Linked DNA regions of Homo sapiens: regions 1 and 2 are each linked to region 3. Evidence: chromatin contacts called from ENCODE Hi-C or POLR2A ChIA-PET data. All regions are on one chromosome and are shown on one strand. Each heading gives the region's core, a stretch centred on a gene start or an enhancer-like site at or near the end of the contact. The rest is flanking DNA. Distances are from core to core; before and after follow the strand shown.

The links. Hi-C counts contacts between places; a loop is a spot of excess contacts on that map. ChIA-PET counts read pairs that join two places held with the same protein, here RNA polymerase II (POLR2A). Pooled maps may share reads with other maps.
Region 1: a pooled map shows a loop between it and region 3 (6-fold over the local background). The contact joins two enhancer-like sites. A Hi-C loop is called at or near these places in 2 of 37 single-sample maps with no recorded cell type and 7 of 50 pooled maps. POLR2A ChIA-PET finds 5 or more read pairs at or near these places in 1 of 52 experiments (activated T-cell).
Region 2: a loop to region 3 is called in a pooled map, with 8 times the contacts of the local background. The contact joins the promoter of KIF2A here to the enhancer-like site in region 3. A Hi-C loop is called at or near these places in 5 of 50 pooled maps.

The regions. Positions count from the first base shown.
Region 1 is chr5:67,204,543-67,208,828 of GRCh38, reverse strand. No RefSeq gene overlaps it. Among named protein-coding and RNA genes, the nearest start is that of CD180, 9.9 kb to the right of the region's middle. RefSeq lists an enhancer at 1,480-2,679. Within about 2 kb of position 1,733, at least 13 of the 41 ENCODE cell types and tissues checked have a DNase peak (open chromatin) inside an H3K27ac peak, as active enhancers do.
Region 2 is chr5:62,303,859-62,308,071 of GRCh38, reverse strand. KIF2A (kinesin family member 2A) reads right to left here and starts at 1,866. Exons shown (of 21, transcript NM_001098511.3): 1 at 1,536-1,866. The coding sequence starts at 1,599. RefSeq lists a silencer at 1,133-2,162.
Region 3 is chr5:65,034,018-65,038,154 of GRCh38, reverse strand. No RefSeq gene overlaps it. Among named protein-coding and RNA genes, the nearest start is that of CWC27, 270 kb to the right of the region's middle. RefSeq lists enhancers at 1-293, 2,125-2,641 and a silencer at 2,515-2,564. Within about 2 kb of position 2,359, at least 41 of the 41 ENCODE cell types and tissues checked have a DNase peak (open chromatin) inside an H3K27ac peak, as active enhancers do.

The DNA of each region.
Region 1 (4,286 bases), core at 484-2,983, 2.2 Mb before region 3:
TGATTTTATATGATTGCAATAATATTTTGATATATTGAGTTAAATAAAATATATTCCTGAAATTAATTAATTTTTCACTTTGGGGCAGGGAGGACTGCCATGTCATTTATTAAGAGAAAGCAAAATGAAGCAAGGAGCTGCTCTGGGAACACACAGGGTGATGGCACAAGAACACAATAGCTAGTGTGTCCCACAGTCCCGGAGGCCCCTGCCCGCTTCCTCCACCAGGGCCTGCCCAGGGTCTCAGGGTGGCCTCCCTACCCTGCTTCCCTCCAGACCCCTTCCATCCCCTTGGAAGGGCATCCTCCCTCCTTACAGGGCCAGGTATTTTTCTCTGGATTTAACCAGACAACGACATTTTATTTTCTGTTCATCTCCTCCAACCACCCAACTCCCACCTCCTCCCACTTCTCTTCCCTGCCTCCCTTTTGACTGAAGAATCCCTGCTCCCTTGGTCTTCCAGTGAGGCCGCAGTGACTAAAGGGGACCCCTTCCCATCCACTCATCCCCACCCTGGTCCAGTTTCCCAGACCCCGATGCAGTTGGTTGTAAATTCTTCCAGGAGCTGTTTTCTGTCTCCTTTTTGGGAATTTTTTTAAAGTAAAAAACTTAAAACAGAAGTTTAAAAAGCAAAATGTGGAAGAAGAAAGCAATGACAGATTTGTTTCGTGGTTTTTTTTTTCTTTCTAAGGTGGGCTACTAGAAAACTTACAGTTGCATATGTGGCTCCCATTTCTACTGGGCAGTGCTGCTCAGAAGGATGTGCAGGGTTCGCCCAGGCAAGGAGACCCATGTTTAAGGAGATGACAGAGGCTGGGAGAGCACTGCCTAAGAGAAAGCCTAGGGGACGAGGCTGGGATGGGGTCACAGAGCATCGGGCTGGCACTCTCCCACCTCGCTCTGCCCTTGACTCCGACTATGACTAAATGGACATTTTTCATGGGCAAGGAAGGAGACAGGATTAAAAGTTTTCTTCAAAGCATTGGGCAAAACTGGTTGTTTTGGTGGGTTTTTTTTCCCTTCTTCGGGCTTCCCTGATGCCTTCTTTCTCTTGTTTGATCTCTGGGGCCAGACTCCCTAGGTTCAAGCCCCAACCCATCCATACAGTGAATGACCTTGGGCAATTTACTTAGCTTCCTTGTGTTTCTTTGCCTAGAAAAGACTACTCAGAGTCTAGGCATAGGATTACATTAGTTTGCATCTCTAAAATACTTAGAACAGTACCTGGCAATAGTAAGCACTATGTGCTAGATACTCATTTCTCAGACAAGAGGGGGATAAAAGGTAAATTTTAATGAGCTTTCTTATGAAAATGGTAAATGCTTCATATTCTATTAATTTAAAAAACATCAGCAACCTTCCAAATTCAATTCTGCTGATGAAAGTATATGTATTTTTTTTTAAAAGATGACAATCCAAAAAAAAAAAAGGTGCATCTATTTGGGAAGTGTGGGCCATGGCCAGGCTATTTTCTTGTTAGAATTCTGGATTGGGAGCAGGCCATCTCCTGCCCTGGAAAACAACCAGCTCTTCAAGAATCCAGCTCCACTGCACCCACACAGAGCTTGAGGCCTGGGGATAGCAGGTGCCTTAACCGCTTGTCATAGGTCTGAATTGCAATGGAGCTCAGTCATTTCCCGTATCAGCACACCATTTTGACTTCACATTTTGACCTCTCCAGAAACTAGCAAACCGCAGTGCCCCACCCAGCTGTACAGGTTTCTCTGAAAAACCACAGCCTAGGCTATCTCCAAATCAATTCTGAGAGTAGTTTTGTCATGACTGACTCACTTGAAGCAAACATTTTTTGTCATTTGTTCAGTTTCTTTATTGACTCTTGACTATTTAATGTGCATGTTTCAAAGTTACAAGTCAGCCTCGCTTTATACAGCCAAGATATGTGTAGTTAAATTTTTAAAAATCAAGTCATCAAAAAACTTGCACCACGTTTGTTACAGTTGAAAGAAATTCTACAAGGAACTCTAGTCTGTGAGCACAGTCACAAATAATATGAGTCCTTTGATAAATTAATGTTTATCAGTTCTACAAATTAAAAGTGTTATGGTAGATTTGTTTAAAGCAAATTAAACTATATTTAGAAGGTGGGAACAGAAATTTTACAATTTCCTCTTTTTACTTCTTTTTTTGTTTGTTTGTTCATTAATTATAGACTGCAACAGGAACTACAGTAGTTATGTTCCAACGAGAAAAACTATGCTAGAATTTGAAACTAGAATGTTAGAATATCACCATACTTGGCCATTGCTGATGGCATCTCTCTGTAAGGACTTTTTCGCTACCTTGATGTCTGTTTATGGCTGGTCTGATCATGGTATATGCTTATTCTGCCATATAAACTGGATTTTTTCTCTGGTTGAAAACCCAAGACACACCAGTTCTTAGCTTCTTATTTTCTTCTCCATAGGCTCCATATCTTGCATCTCATTTGGGGAAAAAGTCAAAAAGCTAGATTTGCCCTACCTCAGAGGTGAACTGCCTACCACATTGGCCAATGTCAGGGCTGTGGGGCATGTCACATCTCAGGGGGCTGGAGCCCACCACTCCCTGACTTACCTCCTACAAACACATCCCACGGTGCCTCAGCTGGACACTAGGTCCCAGACCCTGAACTGGAAGAAGCTCAGAGCCGGGATCTCAGGCAGGTTTCCTCTTTGATGGTGCTGGCTGCTGAGATGATCAGGCATCTGAGCAACCCCAAGGACTCAGATGAGTGGGCCCCAACGAGACACTGAGGGAAGAAAACAAATGGGTGCTACCTGGGCCTTCCACAGACCAAGAAAGATGATGATCCCACAGAAACAAAGTTCTGGTGAATGAGGAACAAATGGGAAGGTATGACAATGAAAAGCCACAGCTTAAAGTGAGGTTCAACAATAAAAACGAATATAAAAATCTGAGGGGATGAAAGCTTAAAGAGGCCCAATTAAAGCAAGAACTGAATGCTGACCAAACTGGCCTTACAGGAAAAAGACTTTCAGAAAGAAAATGCAATCGAAGTGAAATGAACGACAGGCAAAGAAACAAATGCAACCTATAAAAATCAAAGAAAAATAATGAAGATGTGTTTTCCTGAGCACGGAGGTCACAGGGATTGAGCAAGGTTTTGACCAACTCCCCATCAATCTCCACATAATAAAGTGATAGATTTCTGCGACTGGGGCTGGTTTGGTTTTGTTCTTAAGTCAGAAATTATAGTTGTTTCCAGATCTTAGGCTAGAATCGAAAACTTGGGAAACACTCGGTATTTTTTATTATTTTGAAATTAAAACTCCCAAATGTAAATTGCCCCAAACTAGCAAATCTCAAAAACCTAAAAATCTTACATATGTTCCAGCCATGCAGGAGCTGAAAGAGAACTATTTACAATAGTTTTGATCAGTGTTATTTATAAAATGGAAATCTCACGAGTCTACTTAGAGCAAGTAGCACTTTTCTCTGGGGAAGTTATTGGGGAAAAGCAAAGCATTTTAGTCCCAGCTATACCAAATTTGGTGGCTTTGGGCACTTATTGGAAGGATCCAAACTCTGCTTTAAAATAGAAACACGTATGTGAGACTCAAGTCATCTCTAGAAAGATGTTTAGAAAATATGTGCAAATGTTCAGATATTGCCACAATAAAAACCCTCTGCCGAATCTTAACCATTTACTTCTAGTTCCCAAGCTCGTCCCCGAGCCCCTTCATATTCTACCCAGGGCACTCACATGCAGGATGACTGCTGGAGATCTTATGTGATTGGGGAGAGCCTCCCTCACAGGAGGAAGAAGCCTCAATAAGCAGAGATTGAGTATGCATATCTGGCAAGCCACCTTAATTAGCTTCTTCATATGTACAAACATTTCCTCACAGCCCTACTTAACGATCAGCGGTCATCATGTGCCCTAATTCAGAGACTCTGTATCAGCAATAAATTGGGCCTGGGGCAGCCTCCTCCTGCCCTGTCATTAAAGAGTCCTATTTACTGTGGCCTTTGCAGTCACTCCATCTCCTTAGCACTGGAAAGTCACTACAGCTTGCAGTGTTTACTTTGGTGGTCAACAGCAATAGGCACTCAGTGGTCCCGGCAGTAGCTCAGAGCCCATAGATTCTGTGCAATTAAGAAAATACAGCTGCATGAAGTGAGGAGTGGCCCATGGGCCTGGGGACCAAGTCAGCATGTCCTTGGCATTTACTAAGTCCAGATGTCTTTATCTTCTGGGCAGGAAGTCAGAGCCTGTCCAGATGGCATCTTGATTGCTTTTGGCCCAGCTGATTAAATTTCTAAGG
Region 2 (4,213 bases), core at 617-3,116, 2.7 Mb after region 3:
AATATATCATACACACAACATGAAAATCAATCTAGCTTCACGTAACTTGGTCAAACCTGGCAGAATCCAAGGGGCACGTGGACGTGACAGCCAAGTTACTACTGACTAGGCTAGGCTAAAGGTTAATAAATAAGGCACTCATAAAAGGAATCGAGGCCAGGCGCGATGGCTCACGCCTGTAATCCCAGCACATTGGGAGGCCGAGGCAGGTGGATCACTTGAGGTCAGGAGTTCGAGACCAGCCTTGTCAACATGGTGAAACCCCGTCTCTACTAAAAATACAAAAAATTAGCTGGGTGTGGTGACAACGCCTGTAATCCCAGCTACTCAGGAGGCTGAGGCACAAGAATAGCTTCAACACGGGAGGCGGAGGTTGCAGTGGGCCGAGATCGCACCACTGCACTCCAGCCTGGGTGAAAATCCGTCTCAAAAAAAAAAAAAAAGGAATCGGTATGAGAGATGGAGTCAGGAACACTGCTCAACTCGAGATTATCACACATCTCTCGTTCTTTCAATATTGGTACCGAAAGAAAATAATTTTACTTATCTCCCTCCGTGCATTTATTCCTTTACAATATGAATTATTTCCAGTCTGGCTGGCGTATCTCACTCCACACCCCAAGCTAGTGTCATAAACCATTTTCCCCAAGAGAAACCTAGAGAAAGATACATAAGCCTAAGGCTCTTAAAAAAAAAAATGAAGCATGTGTCTTCACCTCGCCTTACACTTTTCTCAGTTACCTCTCCCGAGGGTGTGAAAATATCAACATCCGGTCGCCCACCCCCACTCTCTCAGCAGTGCCTCGCATTGACTCTGCCCATCCCCTATCATTCCCTTTACAGTCTCATCACCTTGGAGAAGCCCATCGAATATTTCTTCCCATTGCTCCCCCACCCTTATTCATGGCTCAGCGCGATATTCTCCACATTTTTCTCCCAAGAAGTGGCAAAAAAGAAAGCAGCATGGTCGACGACGAAACCGGGGAGGCCTGACAACCAGACGGCAGTTTAAGGCGACGGAACTGGCTCTTTCCCCCCATCTCGGCCTCCGACCAGCAGTCGGTTCTCTAAATGTGAAATCGCTGGTCTTCCCGCTCCCCCACCCCCATCCCCATCCCCGTCAGAGGCCAAGCCGGTAAAATGCAAAGACCAAGGGGAAGCGCGAGGCAGGGTCATCCCTAACGAAGCCCGCTCCCTCCCGGGCTGGTGTCCCCGGGGGGGGGCTGGAGATTGCGGGAGGAGGAGCGAGCGGCCCTCGCCCAGAGACCCCCGGAGACGCGACCCTCGACACCCGGGCCCTTTCCCCACCCGGCTTCCCTCCCCCGCGGCCCGATCCGGAGAACTGCAGCAGCGCCCGGGCGGACCCCAAGCCGGCCTCACTGGCACACACGCCACACACAAAAGCGCCGCGGCCGCCGCCTTCCCACCCCCACAGCCCGGCGAAGCAATCAATGAGGCGGCCGGCGCCCGCGTCCCCTCCGTGCACACCCGAACACGGGGCCGAGCGGGCCAGCGGGGCTGGCAGCGCGGCTCACCATCGCTGCGCTTGATCTCCACGTAAATCCCGATCTGGATCTTGCCGAAGTTGGCCGTTGCCATCACCTCATCTGGAGCAGCAGCAGCGGGCCGAGGGAGGGGGACCGGAGGGCGGAAAAGGCGGGGAGGGGGCGGGGTAGGTGTGGGAGGGGGAGCGGTTGCCCGCGGCCGCGCCGGCCCGGGCGACAGCGTGAACGCAAGCGGGGCCGCAAGGAGCAGCTGTGGGGAAGCAGGCGGAGGCCCCGGGCCTGCAGGCCGGCAGGAGGACGCGCACGCCGGGTAGTCGGGGTGAAGCTAGGGCCGGGGCCGTGAGACGGCGCGGGGTAGAGTGGGAGGGCCCGCACCGCCCGCCGGGGAGCCGACGCTGGGGAGGCGGGGCGCCGCGCGCCTGCGCAGAGCGCGCCTCCGGCGTCTCTTCTTCCTTTTCGGCTGGCCTCTCCCCGCTGCCTCCAGGCGGCCCCGCCCAGCTCTGCAGCGGGGTGGGCGGCGGCCGCGGCTTACCCAGCCGCTGGAGCGTTGAGCGCTCGGCCCGGCCCACAGCTAGCCGGCGTCGCGTTTGATTTCAGCGCGCGGCCTAGAAGACGCGGGAAGCGTCGCGCCGAGCTTTCTTGCCCTCTCGCTTCCGGGAATTGGCGCTGTTGCCGGAATGGGTTAAAGGCCACGTGGTTTCAGGGGCTTTCTAGCGGGCTGAGGGATGTGAATTCAAGGGCCCTCCGTTGACAGTACGGGATCCGGGTTTTCATCGGAAGGTGGCACCCCCTATTTCCACTTACAGGTAGCTGACCCAAGCAGCCCTCCCAAGCACACTTGGTGTAGGTTTCCCATCCAGTTACGCTGGAAGGGAAGAAACACCCTTGAGGTGTCACCTACCCTAAATCGAAATGAAGATCCACCCCTTTACAGTCTTGCCTTATAGTTTATCACACTCAGAAAGAAGCTCTGTGGTGGGGCGTCCTTAACTGTTCAGGTTATGAGGCATCCGATGCTGGTGCCCTGTTTCTGCTGAGGGTTCAAGACTTACTTGCCTTGGCCTGTAAAGCCAACAACTGTGACTCAAGGGAAGAAGGCAGACACATAAGGTTGACTAGGGAATGTGTCTTTTTGCAATAATTTAATTAGTCTGACCACATCAGCAATGTGGAAAGCAAGACTCTCCATCCTGGCAGAGCAGGAAGGCCACGTGTACCGGGGCCCTGGAAACTGTATTTATAGCACCGTGTGAAAACCTCCAAACGTCTAACTCCTGCTTGTAGTACTGGCAATTGATAGGTTGGAAACAACACTTTTCATGGCCTACTTTCCCTAGTCATTGTTTTTTGTTGTTGTTGTTTTGTTTTGTTTGTTTTTGAGGGGGAGTCTTGCTCTGTCGCTCAGGCTGGAGTGCAGTGGCGCGATCTCCGCTCACTGCAATCTCTGCCTCCTGTGTTCAAGCGATTCTCACGCCTCAGCCTTCCGAGTAGGTGGGATTACAGGCCCGCGCCACCACGCCTGGCTAATTTTTGTATTTTTAGTAGAGACGGGGTTTCACCATGTTGGCCAGGCTGGTCTCAAACTCCTGACCTCAGGTAATCCACCCGCCTCCACCACCCAGAGTGCTGAGATTACAGGCATGAGCCACTGCGCCCGGCCTTCCCTAGTCATTGATAATCTCCCTGTAACAATAACTACAAATATACAATTTAAAATTTTAAAATTGGAAACTGGATATATACATCAATGCTTATGTGGATATATGTGTGCCTAGAGTTTTCTATCTAATGTAAGTAATCATGTAGGTCCTTAAAAAACTGTTAAAAGACTGGCTTCATCTGTAGCTTGAACATATTGAAGGTATACCTGTCAAAAGAACAATTCTATTGAATCCATTCTAAAGTGCATATAATTTCTATGGAAAAAAAACCACACTGGATAGACAATGTGGAAAATAACTTCTTTTACATTCCAGAAATGACACACTTGAGTACCCCGGTTTCAAGTGAAATTTGACCAAATCAGGGTTTAGTTTTTATTTTTTCTATAATTTTGGGAGTTTTATCTGAACTCTTCAAGCTCCTGTCTAGAATTCATTTTCTGATGTCTCTGCAACTGAGGTATAAAACATCTATTTATATTTTATTTATACTTTATAAAGAATGCAAAGAAATCAAGCTATACAGCTCAAAGTTAACATTGTTTCATAAAATATTATTATTATTATTATTAGAGACGAAGTCTAACTCTGTCGTGCCTAGGCTAGAGTGCAGTGGCATGATCTCAGCTCACTGCCACCTCCACCTCCCAGGTTCAAGTTATTCTCCTGCCTCAGCCTCCCAAGTAGTTGGGACTACAGGCGTGTGCCACTACGCCCAGCTAATTTTTTGTATTTTTAAAATAGAGACGAGGTTTCACCGTGTTAGCCAGGATGGTCTCGATCTCCTGACCTCATGATCCTCCCGCCTCAGCCTCCCAAAGTGTTGAGATTACGTGAGCCAACACGTCCAGCCAATAAAATATTATTTTGTATCGTGGTTGCTGACACATACCTTACACTCTGTGGTTTATATGGTTAATCTTAACCTTTAATCCATATAAAAGGTATTTTTAAAATATGTACATTGTTTTGCTCCATAAAAATGTATGACATAACACTTAACAAACACAAAACCTTTCCTTTATAAGACATACCCAAAAGGCTTAC
Region 3 (4,137 bases), core at 1,110-3,609:
GTCTGGAGTGTTGCTTTCAGGATGCCGGGTTTTCTCTACTCTTTGAGCAAATCTCACCCTATGGAGACACAGTCACCTGCATTCTAGGTGGAGACCACAGAGGTGAGGAAGTGGGTTAGAGGGAGGATGACAGCCATACCGTCAGTAGAGGGAGCTGTTCTGGGAAGGAGACAGGGAGACAGGAACCTCTTCCGCCTTAAGAGGGAAAAGAAAGCCACCACAGCCATTCTCACCCTTTTGAAGTTAAATCACTGCTTCACTGCCAGTTCTCAGGTGGCTCAAGAATGGACGGCTACTTTGCAAAGCACGTGCCAATTACACAAAATTGCCTACTTTGTCATGCGAATTTAAACCAAGCAGAGAATGCCTCTTGATCAATCTGGCTTTTCTTACAGATACTCAGCATGGAGAAAACTGGCTTGGTTGGAGACAGAGTTTGTGTCACACTTTTTCTCATAAAGGGAAAGTTGCTCCAGACCAAGCAACAAGGGAGATGTCAAAAGCTGGCTGTTCCAGCTTCTCCCTTGAGTTACAGATCGTCACACAACTCTGAGCACAGGAAGGACCTACAGTGTTCTTAGAAGCAGTAGAGTTGCATGCCCTTTACTAACCAGGCTAACCAATGCAAGAGTGTGTAAGACCTTCTAGGCAAAAGGCCCTGGGAGGCTGAGTTTATTCTCAAACCACCAGCCTTTCTCCCACCATCACGTTCAGTTACCAAAACATACTTACTTTTTTTTTCCTGTAACCTCATTTTAGAAGTGAACAGCTTTCAGTTAAAGTGATTTGCAGGGGATAAATAGAAGTAGGCTCATGCCAGACCTCACAGAGAAGTTCTAGATGGGCCCAGCATGGTGGCTCATGCCTGTAATCCCGGCACTTTTGGAGGTTGAGGCGGGCAGCTTGCCTGGGGTCAGCAGGAGTTCAAGACCAGCCTGGGCAACATGGTGAAACCCCATCTCTACAAGAAGCATAAAAAAATTAGCCGGGCGTGGTGGTGTGTGCCTGTAGTCCAAGGTACTTGGGGGCTGAGGCGGGAGGATTTCTTGAGCATAGGAGGTCAAGGCTACAGTGAGCCCAGATCGCCACTGCATTCCAGCCTGGGTGACAGAGCAAGACCCCATCTTAAAAAAGAGAGAGGGAGAAGATCTGGATGGTTCATGTCCTCTGCTTATCCTGGATATCTAGAATCTTACGGAAACCTTATATTACCCTTTCATGAAGTGGGAAAAGGACTTTAGAGAAGGGGGACAGATTAGAAGGCAGAAAATGCACTAAATAGTGTGACTCTCTCTTCATTTAGGCCCAGTTCTTTCTCCTGTACTTCTCTAGTTTTTTAGTAAAAGAAACAAGGAGACTGGAGCTTGGACTAACAGAATTAGCATGTTCAACATCAGTGTTCCAAAAATCATCAGCCATTTATCTTCATGGGGAGTTTTTCCTTTAGGCGCCAGCTGACTTTCTTTTCTTTGGCCCCTCTTTCTCATTCTGCCTTCTGCCACCAGCCTCCATCTCCACTGCAAAACTCTCCACGTCCCATTCAGGTCAGGGCCTTCCTTCACAGGCACAAAAGCTCATCCTGCAAATAATCAGCTTCTGCCCAGGTTCTCTATCATTAGCAATATAGAAAAGAGCAGAAGCTTTCAAGTTTTGCTCACAATTTGACATATATTTGATCAAATTTTTAGTTTGGGCTTGTATGCTCCACCAACCATCAAACCCTGGCAAATGTAAGTAAGGGTGAAGGGATGGTCTACCTCATACACTAGTAAAAACTGAGAACATCTTAGATGCTCATAAACGGAAATAGTGTTTAAGTACTTGATGATACCTCTACTAAAGGAGTAGATCTTTATGATCTTTAAAGCAATGTTTGAAAAAAGCACAAAAAAGTTTCTGCCACAATATAAGTGAAAAAGGTAGGCTACAAAATGATATAACATGACTAAATGACGTTAAAAACCTGAAGATCTGCTGCAAAGAAAGGGGGTTGTGGGGGGAGACAGGAAGGAAATGCATCAACGTTAACAGAGGTTGAGTCTAGAGGGTGGGGCTTTGGGTGATTACTTTTTTCTTCGTAATTTTCCACCCTTTAAAAGAGCATGTCCTACTTTTATAATTACGGAAAAAAGAAAGAAAACCTTGAGCTTTTGCATTTAACCAGTCCGCAAAAGCAATAAACAAGACGCGCTGTGGCCAGGGAACCCAGCGTTCGAGGGGCCGGCAGCGCGATCTGGCTGTCGCCTGTGGGCGGGGCGCAGTCCCCGGGACAGCCTCCCGGACCCGGGCCCCCAGGCTGCCCGCAACCCTCAAAAAGGAGCCTGTTTTATCTCTGAGCAGAGATGACGTCACCCTAAGGAAACCAGAAAGTGCTGATTAATCATGAAGTCAGAACTAATCCCTGAAAAGAAGTCGGGTAGGGGCGAGGCGCGAGAGTGCCCCAGACGAGATTGCAACCTCAGACGCCGCGACCGGGCTGGGGTCTCGCCCGTCACGCCCAGCCGGGACGCCGGTGCGCCCCGCCCCCACCTCGCGTCTCCCCGCTTCCCGCTTCCAGCTTCCCCCGCGTACTCCCAGCCTCCCGCCTCCCGCCGCCACTAGGTTTCTCCGGCCAGCGGCCTGGGTGGCGCATGCGCAGCGGCGGGATGGCCGGGCCCGCTCCAGACCCTGGCAGTCCACAAGCTCCCAGTCGCCTGCCGTGGTCCCTCCCCGACAGGTTCTTATTGTACCGCGCAGTGGTCGCGCACCGACTAGCTGTGCTTTTAAAGATGATTATCACTATGGCGGTGAGACAGTAGTTTGGCCGAGACCTGTTCCAGTACCCGAGCCAAAAAGGGTGAAGTAGATCCAGGACCGTCACTGGAAGCCACTTCGAGAGAGAGGCCATGCTTCTTAAAGTATGGGTTTCACAGCCGCCAGTTTTTTGGAGGTCTATAGTCACATGTTATTCACAATCTTATTTTTATTACAGTCGGTTAAAAAGGATTTCATCCATTGCTAGAACACTGCAATCCTCAGCTTCGGGGGTAACCAGAAGGCTCTCTGCGCCCGCTGCTGGGAGGTGGCGGGGCCCCGGGTCCAGAGCCAGGCTGGAGGCGGGCGCGCCCCACCGCCCCTGTGATGAGAGACAGCAGGAAAACTGGGCGTCCGGCAGCCCTGGGGCAGAACAGGTTGCTTGTCCCTGGGGAGCCCTCTAAGGGATAAAGGACCTTGGATGCGATCAGTCTTTCTTTGCGGAAAGCCCTCACACCTGTCCTGAGAGATAATTTGCATAAAAGCTGTTTGTGCCCTGGAGGAGAAAAGAAAGTGATTAAAAGAAGGTGGGGAGAGGGGTGGTCTGAGATGTCAGTAAGGATATTGGGCTGTGAAATACGTTGGTCTTATAAGTGGCTCTGCAATATCTTCTAAGAAGAATCCTCTGTGAGGCCAGCCTCTTGTTTTTAGGCTGGTCAAGCAGAAAAGAAGAATGGAAGCCCATTCACTGAGAAGCCACTGGGCCCCCAGGGACACCTCCATCTTGCCTTCACAGCATTTGCTCTTGCAACAGGTTCTTAGATTAATTTGGCCTCGTGGTCAGTCTTGAAGCAGCTCCCACATGTGCCCTGGCAGCTCAGCGCCCAGCTGTCCCGTCCTGTGTTTGTCTAGTTGATTAGGCAAGTGTTAACCAGTGAACCACAGAGGCCCATGGTCCAGTGGGCAGGGTGTAAGAAAGTACCTGGAACACAGAGATGGACGGAGATAGAGCTGGAGTTTGGGCCAGGTGGGCAGCACCGGCACCTCTCAACAATACCTACAAACATATTGCTCTGCTCATTTGTTTTAATCACATCAAGGCTTGTCACAATCTTTCTGTTTTCTTTTCCCTTAGAAAACAAACGTCTCACTAGGGTTGCTTCATGAAGTTCACCAGTACAGTAAGTGCTACAGCACGTTAGATTGCCTTGGCAGGGAGAAGGGCCTTTTATCTGCTTTGGATCACTGTTGGAGTCTCAGGCCTTTAAATCTTTTGAACTCACATCCATTGTTCCACACTAGCTGCTACTGATTCTACAACCCCTGTTCTCGCTTGATTATATTTCTTTGGATGAAATATGATATCTTTAATGTTTTTTGGGATCAAGGGTCTGAGTGTGGGGA